Linked DNA regions of Homo sapiens: region 2 is linked to region 1. A link is a contact called in ENCODE Hi-C or POLR2A ChIA-PET data. All regions are on one chromosome and are shown on one strand. The core of a region is the stretch at or near the end of the contact, and the rest is flanking DNA. Distances in the headings are between cores, read along the strand shown. Region 1 has its middle 210 kb from the start of DMRTA1. Region 2 overlaps CDKN2B-AS1 (CDKN2B and CDKN2A antisense cis and trans regulatory RNA 1).

Region 1 (6,005 bases), core at 3,435-5,934:
CAAAAGAAGGGGAGAAAAAGAAGAGAAAAAGGAAGAAGAGAAAGAAGAGGAGGACAGAAGCTAATATATATTGAGTGCTTATGTCCTAAGCATTTTATATGTATCAATCTCCTTTAATTAACACAACAACCCTATGAGAGAGGCCTATTATTATTTACATCTTACAAATGAGAAAACTGAAATTGAGGCCCAGGGAGATTAAACAACTTACCCAAAGTCACACAGCTGGTAAGTGCAGCAGTGTATTTCTAATACTTTTTAACTACTACACTTACTGTTTTTCATGAACCTTCCATCCTCAAAGGCCCTCAGAATGATGGACCACCCAGTCAGGCTTGCCTTCCTCATTATCCTTCCCATCTGCCGCCCAGACCTCCAGCCTAAATAGCCGTTCTTTCAAACTGGCTAAATTCAGCTAGGTAATAAAAACTATACATGCACATGTATGTATGTGTGTTTGCGTTTGAGCAAATTGGCATTAAAATAAAGAAGAGTTCTAATGCAGCCAAACCACACTCATATGTACATGCACGCACACACACACACACACACCTACCTTGACACCTAATTCTCCCAGAAATATTTGACTTTTAAAAAATTGTTAGTTCAAATTGTTCCTGTGTAAAATTTCTCTAAATTTCTCATAAAGTCTCAATTTCCCTTGAGAACACCTTACTTCATTTCTGCAGCCTTATCTTCACTACCCATAGACATCCATAATTGGTTTTTCTATAAGGACTGAAGAAGGCAGACTAAGTGAGAGTAAAGTCTCAGATTTTGAAAAAATAGAATGGGTCAAAACTCAAGAGAATGATTATTTTTACACTAAGAATTTAGTGTTTGACCCTAAGAATCTCTGGATATTGCTTTTTTCAATAGACATGTATGTTTATATTGTAAGAGCATTTCAGATCCCACCAAAGGTGGGCTATAAAAATAACAAAGAAACATGGAAATAAATAATAAGGATTATGTGAAAACATAACAAGATTTACAAAAGTTATTATAATGTAATCAGCTCAAAATCTCCTTTTTGCAATATGTGAGGATACTTTCTTACATCAACCAAACACACATCAAGATATCTTTGTTTTGTGGATACTACTACACACAATAGAAGAAATACTAGACAGGCAATGACTACAGGGGCTTTCAAAACTAGTTTCTCATTCTAAATCTAATTAGATTCATCTAGTGCACCACCTGCATTTTCTCATTTCTCACTTCTGTTGAGACAGCCCAAGTCACTATTTTGATTTAAAATTTACAAAAGAAACATTCTCTGAAGATACCTGGCAAATGGGCTCACTGATACTTCTATACCTAGAGTTTCTTAAATAGAAATGCAATCTGCAGATGCCCACCAACTTGAGTTAGAGATATATTTATAGCCCCATTTTCTTAGAGACAAGAGGAGAGTGTAGGGGTTTTCCCTTAGAGTTACACAAAAGTTTTGAAAGCATGTACTATACAAGACATTATAGTAGACAATGAAATATAAGACTGAATAAAACATAATCTCTAAACTTAAGGACCTTCATGTCTACTTGAGGAAATAAAACATATTAATTTTATTAAACATGTATTGTGTTAAGGCAATGATACTGAGTGCTAATAAAATGTGGGCTACTTTGAGAAGCATGGTCTGGTGGGGAGAAATAAATTGACAGTTTAGCATGGTAAGTGTTACAACAGAGTCATACACAGAGTAATATAAGTGTGCAATGAAGATGAGGATGAGGAAGTGGGAGAGACTTAGGCAACCAGTGGGTTGCCTAAGCTAAACCTTAAAGGATAAGTGAGAATTAGAGGTTTGCAGAGTAAAGCAGTTAGGAATTAACTAGATTGTTTTTTTAATGGAGAAAGACAATCCAGAAAGCAGAAGAGGTCCAAAAATGGGAGCTGAATGACATAGCCAAATATCTGAAAGACAGGTTTTGATAAAGGCTACTAAAATGGTATTACAAAGAACTATAAGAGTTCAGAAATAAGAGAAATTACTTCTGACTGGAAGGATCTGGGAAAGGTTAACCAAACAATTCACCAGTTAAATTGAAAAGAATCAAGCTAAATGAACAGCAATTCCAATTTTGAAAAAGCAATATTAATCACATATACAAAACCAATTTTAAAACCATGCTATAATGATTATCAAATAGGTAGTCCTGGAAATTTCAATTACCTGGGAGTTTTACAATTGCCAAGACATTGTGCCAGCCTAATACGGTAAAAGAAGGAGAAATTCAAATCCTCATGAAGCTTGATTAATACTCTGGTGCTTACGAATACCACATTTTAGCACTCCTTAATACCTTCCTTAATAGTTCACTAGTAGGTAAGGCTTAGTCACATGTCAAGAATAAGGTCTATGGAACTGCACATTATTCACTGACAAGAATCTAGAGAACAGACTTCAACTTTTTAGTCGTTCTCAGCCCACAAACTGAGGGCTTGAAAAAATCTTTTCATTGTGCAAAGATATCTGTTGTGAGGGAATTTGTACCAATGGGATTTGAACTATTATAAGTTTGCACAAAAGATATGTTAAAAACCTACACTGAATTGCCTGTTTAAGAAGAAAAATAATTTTTTGAATGGAGAAAAATGAAGATTATTTTAAGAAATCTTTCTTATAAATCAAGATTTGCTGAATTGAAACCGTCAGTAACCAAAAATAATCTGAGGCAAGGGGATTCCCCAGAGGGCTACTAAGCAAAACAAAAGTTTTGTCAAGGGAAATGTGGAGTGTGTTAAAGTGTAGAAATGAGTCATAGGGCCATTGACTTTTTTATTAGAAGGGTTGAGTTTCAGCCATTTGATACTGAATGCCCTGCATGAACCAGGCACCTTGCTAGACATTGGAAATAATGCAGATATGTCCCTATTCTCATTGAGTATACATTTCTAGTGAGGACACAGACAATAAATGAACAAATAAAATCACAAACACATGTTTAGAAATTATAATAGGAAGGAGGAGTATAAGGAGAGAGAATAAAGGAAGAGACCAAATTTAGATTAGGGTCAGAAATAATCTCTCTGATAAAGCAATATTTATGCTGATGCCAAAGGATGAATAGGAAGGAATTAGCCAGATGAAGAATAAAACATGGAGTCCAAAAAGAAGAAAACTTATGTCTAGTGTCAAAAGGTAGCAAAGAGCTCAGTGAGTTCAAAAAGAGTTTTTTAAATGAATGGGTAGGAATATAATGAGCAAGGCAACAGTGACCTAAGATAAATCTAAAGAAGTGAGTAGACTAGAGTGGCTCTTTGAGACTGAATTAAAATGTTTGAACTTTGTTACATGCAGTGAGGATCTTAGAAATCACCTTGTCTAAATTTACATTAAATGAAAAATATAGATATCAACAGCTCCCATGTCAACAAGCTGAACATGTCACTTCTTGAACCCATGATTATCAGGGAATTTACTGCTAAAATAGCCAGTTTTGATGCTGCTTATCATAACTATCAGAAACTCTGCCTAACAAGTTATTTTGTGTGATTTACCTTGATCTTATAGAACAGGTTTGTATGAAAGATCCAGGGCAAGTCAGTAGATCAGAATTACAAAGCTGTGAGATGTGGTTTGCTCCAAAGACTCAGATGAAGATGGATCAGAGTGGCATTTGCAGGGCTCTGGGTGAGGCAGTGAACACTTTTGCCCAGAAGACCACTACAGCAAGGGCCATGTCGAAGGCATGGGGTGAAGTGAGGGGAGTAGACAAGGGGTTTTAAAAATTTTTTAGTGTCTTCCAGATACTAGACACTATGTGAGTTGTCTTCAGGTTTCATATCATCATCACAACCACCTTATGAACTAAGTATAATCACCTTCATTTACAAATGAGGAAAGGAAAACTCAGATTATTAGGCCCTCGTCTCTGAGGACAGAACTGAAGTCTTTCACCACCAGCATTTGAAAAAGACCTGCCCTCTTTCCACCGATGAAGATGCTACCCAATAAAATTCAAGCCCAAACAGAATAAAGAGGTCAAAAGTTCCCTTTCACGTAAACCTTTGTCTTATCTTAGTATGACCCTCAAAATATCCACCCAAAGCAGGCTATCAATATCTGTTAATTAGTTGATGAAATGACATGATTGTGGCCATTCTGTAGTCTTTAAAAGGAGATCTATTTGTGTCAATAAACAACGAGCTCATTAAAAACTACCCATAAAACAATTAGGCCAAGGGAATTTTGTCTGATAACAGTGAAAGAAGGAAGTGAGGATTTAGCTGCAGATTCTGGAATGAGCCTGTTTATCCTCCAGGACCACAGCAGTTTTGTCTTCAGGCTTAAGATAAATCACTGTAAGTGTGAAGGTGTTCAGAAAAATAGGTTCTGCCATTGCTACTATGTCCTGAAGTTTCTTCCAGTTTGCCTTTGAAGAACACAGCCACTAAACCGCCGCTAGATGTCCTCAAAGTAAAAAAAAAAAAAAAAAAAAAATTATGGCAGAAAAGTACTTCGGCACTTTTAGGAACTACATTGACTTATTTGTCTAGATTATTTGACTCCTGAGCTCTAAGTGAGATAGAGGGATTTGGTAGTTAAACACGAACATCCGACCTCTGTAAATGAAATAGAGTTCTGTAAAGGAAAGGGCATTTTAGTAACTTCTCATTTTCATTTTAATTAGGATTTGTATTACTCTCCTTCAGGAAAGCAGGCCAAAGAGACTGAAGGAGCAATGGAAACATTATCCTCACCAACACTGACCAGTCACCTGAAGAGCACTGTGAGTGAATAACCCGTGGGGCCAGCTACTTAGCAATTTCAAATGCACAAAACCTGTGCTCTGGCCTATCTTTTAACATCAAAACAGCTGAAAAAAAAATTGAATAGTTGGATTGCGATTTCCTGAAATAGAAGCTGCAATACCTTTGGTTTTTTAGTTATGATATTAGCTAGTGAAAAAGCACAACTTAGCAAAGTATGTTCCCCAGTTAGTCTTTTAAATAAACTCAGACTTCCGTAGTCCCCATTGGTCTCTACAGGCTCAGAGGCCCATTTCCTCCTCGCCCCTTACCTTCCTTTTAGTCTCTTTTTCTTTTCCAGTCCTTTTCCCATCTTTGGTTCTTCTGTCTCTCCTCTTCATTTATTCCACTCTTTTAACAGTATCTTAGTTCACCATTTTTATACACAAAAAATCAACTTCTTGATAACAATTTTTAACATATTCAACTGAAATAATAAGCACTTGCCATGGTTTTCAAGAGTCAGGAAAAGGAAACAAAAAGAGGGGGGAAAAGAAGAATAAAGAAAGAAGAGGAATGAGAAAAAGAGAAAAAGATTAGAAAACAAGTTGTTCTATCTGTACTTGTTCGAAACTTGAGAAGAAAAATTAAGTTACAGAGAGATGGGGGTTGTGGGGGTAAGAGCTGTAGAAAGCTGTTTTCCTTCATTTTCTCTGCCTCCTGGAGCACTGGCCTCCTATATCATGTGTTAGGAATTTCTAATCTTACCACAGCCAGATGACTCATGCCCACTGACTGAGTCTTTAGACTTCTACAAAACACCTGAAAAGATAAATTTTAATTGAGAAAACAACCTCTCACTCCAGGGTATGCTTTCAAGATAGGTAGGGGGATTTTCAGCATTTATTTCCATTTTGTTCACTGAAGACTCATAGGGCTTAATCTTAATTTCAGACATAGTTGTGTCTGACAGCCAGAGACTATTTTCAGATCAAGGGATAAACTGGCATGGACTAAGACTTGCTTCTGCCTAGGAATAAAGACTGAAATGAGTCAAAGTTGTCCTGATTTGGGACACAAAGCATGAGGTTAATGTGGGGGGATACCTTGTCTCCTTGCGGGAGCTAGCTCATCAAACTACCCCTCCCCTCACTCACTTCACTAACTGATGTGGTTAACTATCACATCAAAGGGCAACTATCACATCAAAGGGCAACTCCAGGTTGCCCTTTGGGGATGTGTTGTTTATCTCCCTCAAGACCAAAGTGACTTTCTAACCAAACTCTCTGAGTGCAAGTCACTAA
Region 2 (5,724 bases), core at 281-2,780, 190 kb after region 1:
AAAGTTACTTAACTTCACTTCTTATGTCTGGATTCTTCATCTGTAAAATAGAAATGATAATAGTACCTATCTCACAGGATTGTTGTGAGGATTAAATGAGATAGTGTGTATAAATTGTTTATCACCAGCTTATAGTATGTGCACAAGAAATGCTAGCTAAGGTTATTATTATAATTTCCGTTTTGCAGATTAGGACCCTAAGCCCTAAAGAGGGTCAGTAACTTATCCCAGGTCACACAGTTAGTTATGAGTTAACTTTTTTTTTTTTAATTTAAGGCTGCTTATTGCAAAGCCTGTGCTTTTTTGCTAAACCATCTCTTTTTCTGTTACGTATGTCCTAAGTAAAAATCCTTATTTTTTCCTTCGATGGCTGTAACAATTAGCTAGTGACGGTCTACAAGACATCAAGGAGGACCTAAGGAATAAAATACAGCAATCAGGTCTAAAACAAATATATGTTGCTATTTCTTCTTTGTATGCACCATAGTAGTATACTGTATTTCCATTAGAAGTTATGTTAATAAGAAAATTTTTGAATGTTCTTGCTCCAAACATCAGCATATACTTGCATTCTCTTACACTGGGAAGAAAGAAAGTGGTAGAAAGAAGTCATCTGGAAGGTAGCTCTGGCTACGAGTTGGAGGAAAAGGGAAGAGAGAGAAAAACAAGTTATCAGTGGTACACATAGTCAGGGCCAAAACTTTATAAACCAAACAGAATTTCCACAGACCTAATGATCACTGGGAATTATCTGCCAAGCTGCTAGGTGAAACATGCTGAAAAACAGCCTGGGCCTATGGCAAACATGTTTAGCTTTATGATTTTCTTCATCCCCTCTTCTGACTTGCACAATGTTGCCCCCAACTGTCTTCTAAAACTAATCACTCTTTCATGGTCAATGGAAACTTAGAAACCTAGATTCTCAAACGTTTGCTAAAAAAGCCCAGGTCTTTCTAGACATCTGTAGATAGATAAATAACCTAGTGATAAAGAATATACATTCTGTTCAGGTCCATCCTCCAGCTCCGTCCCATATTAATTGTGTGATAATCCAAACTGGTTGTTTTGTGCTAAGATTCCTACTTCCTGCACTTTCAGATTCACATACTCAGAGCTAGAAAACTTTTGAGAGTACAAGGTGATAACTACTGCAAATTCACAGAAGATTACATAAGTATAAATAGTCAACCTAACCTCCCTCTTCCTCTAACATTTTCTCACAAAACTAAAAAGTTTGGAAACTCCTTTTCTTAATGCTGGCGCCAGTTCAGCCACACTCTAGAAGGTATTGGTTTCATGAACTACAATGTGGAATCATCAAAATAAAGGGGCAGGATGAGAAAAAATGACAGCATGGGGCTTTGTGGTGTGTAGATTTAGTTGCTCATACAAGAACCTGGGAGGGGGAACCCCCCAAAAGATTAGTCACTTCATTTTATGTTGAGAACCCAATTCAGGTTAACAAAGTGTTGCCAACAAAGGAGATGAGAAAATGGCAGTATTCACTTGCTCTGGACTGAATAAACAAATGCGGGATTTGTGGGCTGACTAATGTCCTGGGATAAACCAGGCAGTCAGCCAAATTCTACGAGTTTTGATGAAAAGACAGCAAGCCCACACTTTTCTTCATGAAGAGTGCTCTGTGGGAGTATTGATGTCCACATGGGCAGCCTGGGTCTTCAACTTGCCTTAAAGATTCGCCCTTATCCAGCCACAGGAAATTCTCAATGCTTCTGTAATTGAAAACCTAGATCAAATGACAGAAGCTAAATTCCTTCTTCTTGAGAAGTGTTATCTGTCATGCATCTCTTTGTAGAAACGTGTTATCATTGTCCTTTTTTAAGCACTACATTACTCTGAAAATATACAGTTAGGTCACTAAAATGTGACTCTAGCTTTTCATTCATTCATTTCATTCACTGAATGCCTGCTATGCTCTAGGGACCATGTAGGGCTTTGTATATAGAACACTTAATGAGTCAGACATTGAAGCCCCCCATCCAGCCTCGAAATTCCAAGGGCACTGAAAAAAGTAAAATAGTACTTGTAATTTCATTGGGGGAAACTATTAAAATTTGAAATATTTTGGTGAGAGAGGCAATAAGTTTTTCAATTAAGGTCTTAATACAAGGTTGTAGGGAAGTCAGAAATGAGAATGTGGAGTTTCCTTTAATCTGGCCACCAGGATCCCCCACCATGATGTGAGGACCACAGTCATGATTTAACCTCAGGCTAAAATGGATTTTATTACAAACTGTGCAGCTAGTGAAATGTCAAGGGTTGTTTCACAGGATCTTAACTAACACAAGAAAAACTTCCTAGCAGCAGCTGATGCAAACTCCTTTAAATGTATACGTCTAATTTATCTATCCAGATAATAAATATACGTGGTATATGCAGGCTGAAAACAAAATCCCTGGAGTGTTTCGATGTGAGTATAATATACCTAGAAGCAAAAACTTCACTGATATAAAGGATGCATTTTATGAGTCTCCACAAAAATCTCCAACTTTTTATGAAATGTAAGGCCTTCTTAAGTAGTGTTTACTACATACAGCTTTCATAGTTCCTATATGAATACCTACTCTCCATGATTTATCAGCCTTCTAGAGTCCCAGTAGGATGCTGCCAAATTGCAAATTTGGAGAATTAGTTTTAAGAAACATTGTATATAACTGCCTTTGGAAGAAAATTCAGGTAGATTAGCAAAGATTTTAAGCAAGTCCTTTCACAAAAACCTGCAGAATTTCAAGGAGTCTGGGGTTTATGAAATCATCAAATCAATACCAAGTTTAACACATTTATGTTACTCTTATAAGCATAACTCTTTGGGAATAAAGGTATTACAAAAACAAGATTTGGAAAAGGAGGCTAGCTCTTGTTTAATTACTGTGAAGAGCAGAGAATTGAAAGAAAAACTACACACTAGTTGGAAAAGTGCTACTCGGGTTTAAAAAATAGAAAAAGAAAATCTGAGATTGGGATTGGACGATAAGCAGGTAGCAGAAGCAACAAAATGTCTCTTTCATTTTCAGCTCAGGGGGCCCCTTAAAGGAGCAGGCTGAAATGTACAGCCCACAAACCAGAGGAAGGCCTGCACAGGAAGTAGAGTGGAAATTACAGTTGAATGGACTCTGAAACAGGATGAAGCCAGTCCATGTGAGGTTCATGAAAACCAAGTAGACAATATGAACATCCAAGTGTTTCCTTGTGTCATTAACTCAATATTACATTCTGATTTCAAACACCATGGAACCACAGTGAAAAAGCTGCAAAAACGGTAGCCGTTTTTTCAAAACTTCTTTCTGCTGTTTGCTTGTCAGAGCTGATCAGACTCTTCCTTGAGCACTTTGCAGGTCACACACTGGATCCCACTGAGGTGAACTATTTGAAGGGTGATATCAGATTTCCCAGCAAAATTAGATAAGCAGATTGACATGGCAAGAAGCATGAGTTAGCATAAGGAGCTTCCCTAGACAGTGCCAGCGAATTAGGTGCCAAAAGCCTGAGGTGGTTATTAGAAAATGATTACCACCTCCAATTGTCTTAGTACAGACTTTTCACCGCCAGAAAACTGCTACAGAAGAAGCTAGCCAAAGCAATCACTGCTCTCCTAGGAAGCATTCACTGGGAGCTCTTGCTAACATCCCCACCGTTTGAAAGTGGCTAGACAGGACAGTGACAGCAATTCCTGTTGTCAATTAACGAGAAATTGCCCAACGGGATTTTAACTGTTAACTGGATTTCAGCCATGCTGCTCCCAAATACTCCTTTCCTTTGGTTACCTTTCAGCTGGGACTTCCTTGGCAGCCAAAGAAGTACTTCACTTCCACAGTCATCACAGCAGTACAGAGGAAGAAAAACTGAAAAGGGGTCAGGACTCCCTGGCTCTATACGTAATCAATTGCAAGGCCTCTGGCCAAGCCAGGCTGCTTTTCTGTCTTCCCTTCTCCTTTAATCATAAAATAGGATAATATAAAACCTACTTCACAGGATTATAGAAAAGGTCATAGGAAAGAACAGATGAGCTAAGTGCTATGGAAGGTACATACACATTTATGTACTTAAGTCTATGTGTGTGCATGTATGTGTACAGTATATACATTCAACTTTTTAATGTTTCCCAATTGCATAAAAGAGAAATACAGACTTAGCAATCAACTGGTTAAGTGATATGGACAATCTGGATATTTTAGAATAAAAATTCACCCCTTGGTTTGAGGACAAAAAGGCAATGTCTAAATTGTTCAGACCATTTTTAATTCTGCAAGTCCTAGCCATGGAGTCTATACAAGACTAAATTTTATGATTGCTAGGAAGCCAGAAAAAAAATATTTAAGGAAAAATAATAATAGCTACTAATTATTAAATGTTTACTATATGCTGGCCAATCTATGAAACGCTTTACAGATATTATTTTGCTTCCTCTTAGTTACAATCTTGTAAAGTATCTATTTAACAATACTATACATGATGCCTTAAGTGTATAAACAAATTTATTGTTGGAATTGAGATTCAGACTCAGGTCTGTCTTACTTCAGGGCCCTTGATCTTAATGTGAGTCATCCCAGCTCTCTGAAGAATGCCATTTTTCTCATCTGCCCTACTCTAGGATTTAGCATTTCCTTTTGCTGTTAAAAGTTGGCCCATGTGCCCTGGCTGGTGTGTGGGCCAGTCCCTGTGGGGCCCCTTGTGTAAGAGCAGATGTACTGGAGGGTGACATAGAGGATGCAGTGTGCAGAGAGTCCTAAAAGCAGAGGACAAAAGAAGCTTCACAAGGAAAGCACCTTTCGGACTTATACCCAGATTTAAAGGGCTGCATTTCTTTGATAAATGTCACAGAGGCTTGTGTTTGGACAGAGTAGGAAAGAACTCTTCCCATACTCTCCAGCCATTCCACTTAGACTAAAACTCTTCTTTAGATGTTTGGGAACAGTTGTTTGGCAACTTTTATTCAATTAGGGTTCATATCTAAAAGGTCGTTTCATATCTCCTACCTGTTACCTCTGATGGTTTCTTTGGAGTTAGATACATTCCAAATAGATCTCCCCGGTTTTCTTCTAGAAAGCAGTACTGACTCGGGAAAGGATTCCAGCACACCTAACAGTGATGCTTGAACCCTAGAAGAACCACATAGTGTATTAGCCTAGTCATTAGATATTATTTAGAAACACCACTGGAAAATATTAAATAATAGAATTTTAGAATTAAGATTGATACTAATAGGTAAAAAGTGAATATTTGTTGAGCTCTTAAAGAATGGCAAGCATAGTACTATACCTCTTACATGGATTATTTCACTTGTCTCACACTATCCCTAAGAGGCAAGAACTGTTATGATTTCCATTTTCAAATTAGAAGACTAAGTTTGCCATTAAATATTTCTCATTGTCAAAACAGCCACCAACATGACAAGGAAGAGTAGACCTCAGGCAAGAGTAATGCAAAATTTTCACAGAGCTATCCCTCCTTAACCTCCCCACTTCTCCTGTGTTCTCCCAAATGTCTTATTCCATCATCCAAGGTTGGTTACAAATTTCACTCATTTGTTGTACTTTTCCCCGATATGGATTGGATTGGTGACTGGATATCTCCCATGAAACTCGAAAAACAAGAAATTAAGACCTTAAAAGAAGAAATGAAAGATATTTAACTCTAAAAGACCTGAGAATGAACTATGACTCCAAGAAAAGTATGTACGTATATGTATGAAACTGATTGCAA

Evidence for each region. A loop is a pair of places that touch in the nucleus more often than their neighbours do. ChIA-PET counts read pairs that join two places held with the same protein, here RNA polymerase II (POLR2A). Pooled maps may share reads with other maps.
Region 2: a map of B cell shows a loop between it and region 1 (8-fold over the local background). The contact joins two enhancer-like sites. A Hi-C loop is called at or near these places in 11 of 168 maps with a recorded cell type or tissue (B cell, Caco-2, HepG2 and 7 more), 9 of 37 single-sample maps with no recorded cell type and 21 of 50 pooled maps. POLR2A ChIA-PET finds 5 or more read pairs at or near these places in 4 of 52 experiments (AG04450, HEK293, PC-9 and 1 more).

The regions. Positions count from the first base shown.
Region 1 is chr9:22,237,575-22,243,579 of GRCh38, reverse strand. No RefSeq gene overlaps it. Among named protein-coding and RNA genes, the nearest start is that of DMRTA1, 210 kb to the left of the region's middle. Within about 2 kb of position 4,684, at least 6 of the 41 ENCODE cell types and tissues checked have a DNase peak (open chromatin) inside an H3K27ac peak, as active enhancers do; they include PC-3 and PC-9, where a contact is called at or near this core.
Region 2 is chr9:22,048,502-22,054,225 of GRCh38, reverse strand. It overlaps CDKN2B-AS1 (CDKN2B and CDKN2A antisense cis and trans regulatory RNA 1), which reads right to left. Exons shown (of 19, transcript NR_003529.4): 6 at 4,998-5,120. Among named protein-coding and RNA genes, the nearest start is that of CDKN2B, 42 kb to the right of the region's middle. Within about 2 kb of position 1,530, at least 5 of the 41 ENCODE cell types and tissues checked have a DNase peak (open chromatin) inside an H3K27ac peak, as active enhancers do; they include PC-3 and PC-9, where a contact is called at or near this core.